Linked DNA regions of Mus musculus: region 1 is linked to region 2. A link is a loop called in an ENCODE intact Hi-C map of the cell type or tissue named here. Cell type or tissue: heart. All regions are shown on one strand.

Region 1 (2,500 bases), 61 kb before region 2:
ATTAGTTGCGTGCATGTCTTAATAAACCACTAAAAAAGATGAGTTAAGGATCACTTTTTCCTCCGTCCCCTATCAAAGAGCTAAGAAAATAATAAAGTCTGTTTCAGCTACATTCGCAGAATGTGCATCCAATCTGAACGGATAAGTGAAAGTCTAGCGAGATACAGAATATACTCTGGAACGTCAAAGCCCATGGAATCTAAAACTACAGGACCAAGGAAACAGGCAGCCCCTCCACGGGGCACTTAGAGAAAAGATGAACTGTCATCAGAGACAAACATCCAGAAAGCACATTGCCCTCCCAATCATGTCCCAGAAGGTAAAATAAGAGCAGTGCCTAAAGATCTCCAAGCACTCCCGCAAGAGATGCAGAAACGTGTGCAACACTGGGGGTTCTGCCTCAGAGCTGCTGGCAGTTTTAACAGGGATCACTGTGGAAAAGCTCATTTGCATCGGTGAGGGTATCTCCTCGAAGCCTCTAGCTACCCTGAGGACGCATAGTACATTCACTACAGGGCATTGTCTGTCATCTCGCAAAGTTGTTCTCCCGGCTTCCATTATTAGTTGAAAGCCCTCTGCACATCACCCCGCATAGCTCGCAGCCACAGGCCGCTCTGAGGAAACCCAGAAAGCCTCTGAGGTCAACAGAACTGCTCAGTCGGAGAGAATGCAAGCTCGGAGGGAGGAGGCCCTCAGCTTGTCAACACTCCAACAGGTCGCCCGGCCAGTATCTGGAAGGAAGCGGCGGCGGACAGACAGTGGCCGGCCAGGAGACCGAGCACCACAGCCACCTCATCAAAGGCCAGCCCTGCCCCGCCGTCAGGCCGCAGACCACGCCCCCGCGCTCGGCGCGCCGCCCCGCGAGCAGGCCCGGCCCGGACGCCGCGCTTCCTTCCGCAGGCCCTCGGGCCCGGGCCCCCGCCCCGCCCCCGCCCGCGCCGCCTGCCCCGCCTCTCGCGGCCAGAGTTCCAAGAGAACGCCGGGGCCCCCCGACCCGCGCCCGCAGAATTCCGGGCCGCCGCGGCCACGCCGGAGACACCAGGAGGGCGGGCGGCGCCCTGGGGCCAAGGTGGCCCCTCAGCTGCGACGGGCCGGGCTAGGTCGGGCCTGACTCCCGAGAAAGCAGGGCCGCCCGACAGCACCCGCCGGCCGCGTCCTGCCGGCCCGCGGCTCGGGGTCATCCTGCCGCCCTTCCGCGAGCCCCTCCCTCCAGGGCCTCTTTCTCCGGAGCTCACCTCCCGACTCCGCGCCCGCAGCCTGCGCTTCAGCTCCAGCTCGGGTTCCGGGGCCTCGGATCCCAGCGACTCCCTCACAGCTGCGCTCCGCAGCGCAACCGAACTGCGGGCCCCGCCCTCGCGGCGTCCGGACCAACAGTGGGCGGTGCCGCACCGCCGCCAGGTTTCCATTGGACAGGGCAGCGGGGGGCGGTTCCCACAGACCGAGGCTCTCAAGGCAGTCTACTGCCGGGTCTCCTCCCCTTGCGGGGTTCCGGCAGACTGCCTGCCAGCGTTGTCTTCTTGTCTCTCTGTCCATCCTCCTCCCAGTCGAGGTGCCCCCAAGTAATTCTGCCGGACGAAAGGAAGGCCTTCTCTCTCTTCTTGAAAGCGCCATGACAGTCCTAATCCTCTAAGAAGACAAAAGGAACGGAAGACGCAGCCTTTCAATCTGAGGAACGAACCCACCCACATTCCCCATTTGGGAAAGAGACAGTGCACTGGTCATCAAATTTTCAGAAAGCTTTTTTTTAATCGCTTAACATGAAAACTAATAGTTGCTGATTTGCATAACATTATTTACCCAGACATAACCTGATTCGACCCACATAAGGGAGAACTCATTGAAGTTATCCAATGATAGTTGGCAAATTCGAAAAAGAAACAAAACAAAACAAAAAAAAAAAGTTACTCAAATTTAAGTTGACATGAGTCCAAAATAGAATCCGAAGTAAGAAGATCCATCAAAACTGTCTTTGAAAAGGTATTATTTGGAAAGAGTTTACATTGTCTGTGAGTGTAAAGAATTACAATAGATTCTGGGTAAGCCATTGATCTTAGAAAGTTAAAGGCAGAATTTAAGAGATGTATAATACCATTATACATGTATTATCAAGGAAGAAGGATGAATCATCTGAATCTGAGAATGTCACAATCACCAATTTTACTCTCCTTAAAGGGACTAGTTAATCCTAGTTCACGGGTTCACACAGAAATCCTATAGAGACTCATTTTTTTCTCATCTCTTCACTTTAAAATGCTTGCTTTAAAAACTGAAATTTCAACAAGCATGCCAGAGAGATCTCTGTGAATTCAAGGCCAACCAGGGCTACATAGTCTCAAAAACAAACTTTTTTTTTCACCCAGCATAGTAATGCATACCTGTAATCCTATCACTCAGTAGGCTAATGCCGTGAGTTCAAGGTCAGCATAAGCAATAGAGCAACAACACTGTGTCAAGACAAAATAGAATTCTGATGTTGGATTAAAAGATGCACTTACCTAAA
Region 2 (2,500 bases):
TCTTCCTGCTTCAGCCTTGAGTACCTAGTCTGGGAGTTGACGTGCCCCATTGTTTTCTCCCTTTCTCATTTTTCTGAGACATGGTCTAATATAGTACAGGCTGATTTCCAATTTCCAAGTAGTCATGGATCACGTTGAACTGCTAATCCTCCTGACTCCATCTCCGGAGTGCTGGGATTATAAGCGTGCACCATTACTCTTTGTAAAGATTTAACCAAGGGAATAATTGAACAAGACTATTTAGAAAGGGGAAAGCTGCCATATTTCACCTCTTCCGGTTCATTTTAATTCGCCCTCCTCCTGGGTAAAGGCAGATCTGTGAAAGCTACATGGTTTTAAAAGGCTGAAAACCTTGTTGCTCGGAGGCCACTTCCCAGTGAGGGAGTGGCGTGAGGCCTGGGTTGATGCTCTCTTTAAAAGCGCAGCCTACCCACCCAGGCTAGGCTCCCCCCGCTCTTTTCTTCCCTTGGCCTCTTTCCAAGCCCTCCTCTTTATTTTCTTCCTGTCTTGGCTCATTCACTGGCAGCAGAAAATCAGGAGATCTCTGGGGGCGAGGGATTGTCTCCTAGTCCGTCGAAGCTCGGGACTGTAGTTAAGAATCAGGTGTGGTCAGGCTCTTTTCTCCACAAAGCCAGCAACCTGGGTGGAAAGGCAGGTCGGAACGCTCGGCGACAGCAGAAGCGCGACACTTTCCTCTTCAATGCTTTTCCACAAGGCTGCTGGTGGAGCTGCGGTGCCGCGCAGGCGCCGACCTCCCCTTCCGGTCGCTGAAATTCCCAGAAGGCCCTGCAGTGTCCTAGGGCCGCGGAAGCCACGCTCCAGCTCGCGGGCGTCGGAGGGCTCAGTGCCGCGCCGCGCTGCATTATGGAACACAGAGTTTAAAAGAAAGCTCGGCAGGAAACGCGTTCCAGACCAAGCTTGCGTTTACCTTGTCTCGGGGGCGGGGCAAGGAAGAGCCGATCAAGATTTCGTCATAAAACCGCGACCCGACAGGCGGCGCCATCTTCGAACTTGGACTTCCGGAAGGACTTTGGCGCGGGTGAGTGTACCGCAACGGGGTGTGCGGGGGACCCAAAATTACTCCTCCCATTCTTTTGCCGTAGCGCTAAGGCAATGGGAACCGATTCCCGATTCCCGTCTTACTCCCGCGCAAGACAGCGCGCCTCCTAGCCTTTGCGCTTCTCCCGAGAACCGTCGAGCTCTCTCCTCCGTCCCCACTGGGGCCACTGAGCATCCCCCATCTCTGCCAGCCGGTCTTACCTTCTTCCCCAATTCGGTGTATGTAGCGCGGTAAACTGGACTCAGGTTTCTGCACTGCTTACGTTGAACTCGTTACGTTGGGCCTTCGGACTTGGGTGAACCTGCAGTTATCTTAAGGCTTAGGGAAATCAGGGCTCGCCTGGGGCTCGAAAGCTGCCCCCACGGCCAGGATTGGGGAATGGCAGGTGGTGGTGTCTCTGTCTGATTGCAGTCAGTCCTCTTGTGCTCATTCCCTCTTACTGTGTCTCAGCCTTTTCCTCCAAGTGGCTCTAACCCCGGGGGTTGTGCCCCGCGCGCTGCAACCCCATTGGCGCAGCCAAGGGCCAGTTATGTTTCCTTATACTGGTCCTTTTATCCCGCGGCAAGTTTGCCGTCTTTTGGACAAGACAGAGATGGCGACTTCACCCCCACAGGAGGTAATTCACTTTTCTGGGCAGGTTTAGGACATAACCAGGTCTTTTTGCCCTTGGAGGTACATTGATTGTTACATAAATTCAAATTAACCTTTGCTTACGTTACCTTTTACCGCTTACCGCTATCAACTGCAGTGCCATTTTTCCTAATAGTTTTAAGTTGTTCTATTCAGATTTACACTCTTTAGTTTCTAGCAGTATCAACTGAAAACGTGAGTTGCAGGTTTTTGTACAAATAATATGTTTGTTTTTGGACCAGTAAAATTATCTGATAAATCACCAGTTGCATGATAGGAATACTTTGGGAACCAGTGTATTAAACAGTGTATGTGAAGTGAGTCCGTGTTTAAGATGAAGTATTATCTAATTGTTTTTCTTTTGCCAAAGTAGTCAGGTTAGCAACCTGAAGCAGCAAGGAAATCAGACAGTATGGGATATAAAAATCCTAGTTAGAATTTACTGAACATTTCTTCCTTTACTGTTTAAAATTTGTATTGTCAGATCCTAAATAGGAATTCTACCATTCACTGCCACTGCCTTTTACTAGAAGTGAATTTTTTCTTTTTTTTTTTTGTATTTTTTTTATTACGTATTTTCCTCAATTACATTTCCAATGCTATCCCAAAAGTCCCCCACACCCTCCCTCAGAAGTGAATTTTTAAAAGGATTTTTTTTTTGTATGTTGAGTCACTCACTGAAAAAAGTTATATACTGATTCATGCATCGAGTTCGAATAGTGTAGTAAACCAGGAAGGCAAGATCTTACAAACTTACTTAACTTACTTTCTTATCTTTATCTTACAAACTTTCTCTTTTGGTTTTTCAAG

The links. Hi-C counts contacts between places; a loop is a spot of excess contacts. Peaks named below come from ENCODE experiments on the same cell type or tissue, not always from the same donor. Only the 100,000 strongest peaks of a DNase experiment are listed, where the experiment ranks them.
Region 1: it touches region 2 in a loop (4-fold over the local background); 2 of 42 quality-filtered maps call a loop at or near these places.

The regions. Positions count from the first base shown.
Region 1 is chr5:31,239,738-31,242,237 of GRCm38, reverse strand. It overlaps Nrbp1 (nuclear receptor binding protein 1), which reads right to left and starts at 1,320. Exons shown (of 18, transcript NM_147201.2): 1 at 1,236-1,320. In heart, a CTCF peak has its summit at 1,385; DNase peaks (open chromatin) are centred at 827 and 1,387; H3K4me3 peaks cover 1,957 bases; H3K27ac peaks cover 1,780 bases.
Region 2 is chr5:31,178,423-31,180,922 of GRCm38, reverse strand. Gtf3c2 (general transcription factor IIIC, polypeptide 2, beta) reads left to right here and starts at 779. Exons shown (of 19, transcript NM_027901.2): 1 at 779-1,039. In heart, a CTCF peak has its summit at 955; DNase peaks (open chromatin) are centred at 832 and 1,502; H3K4me3 peaks cover 2,158 bases; H3K27ac peaks cover 1,750 bases.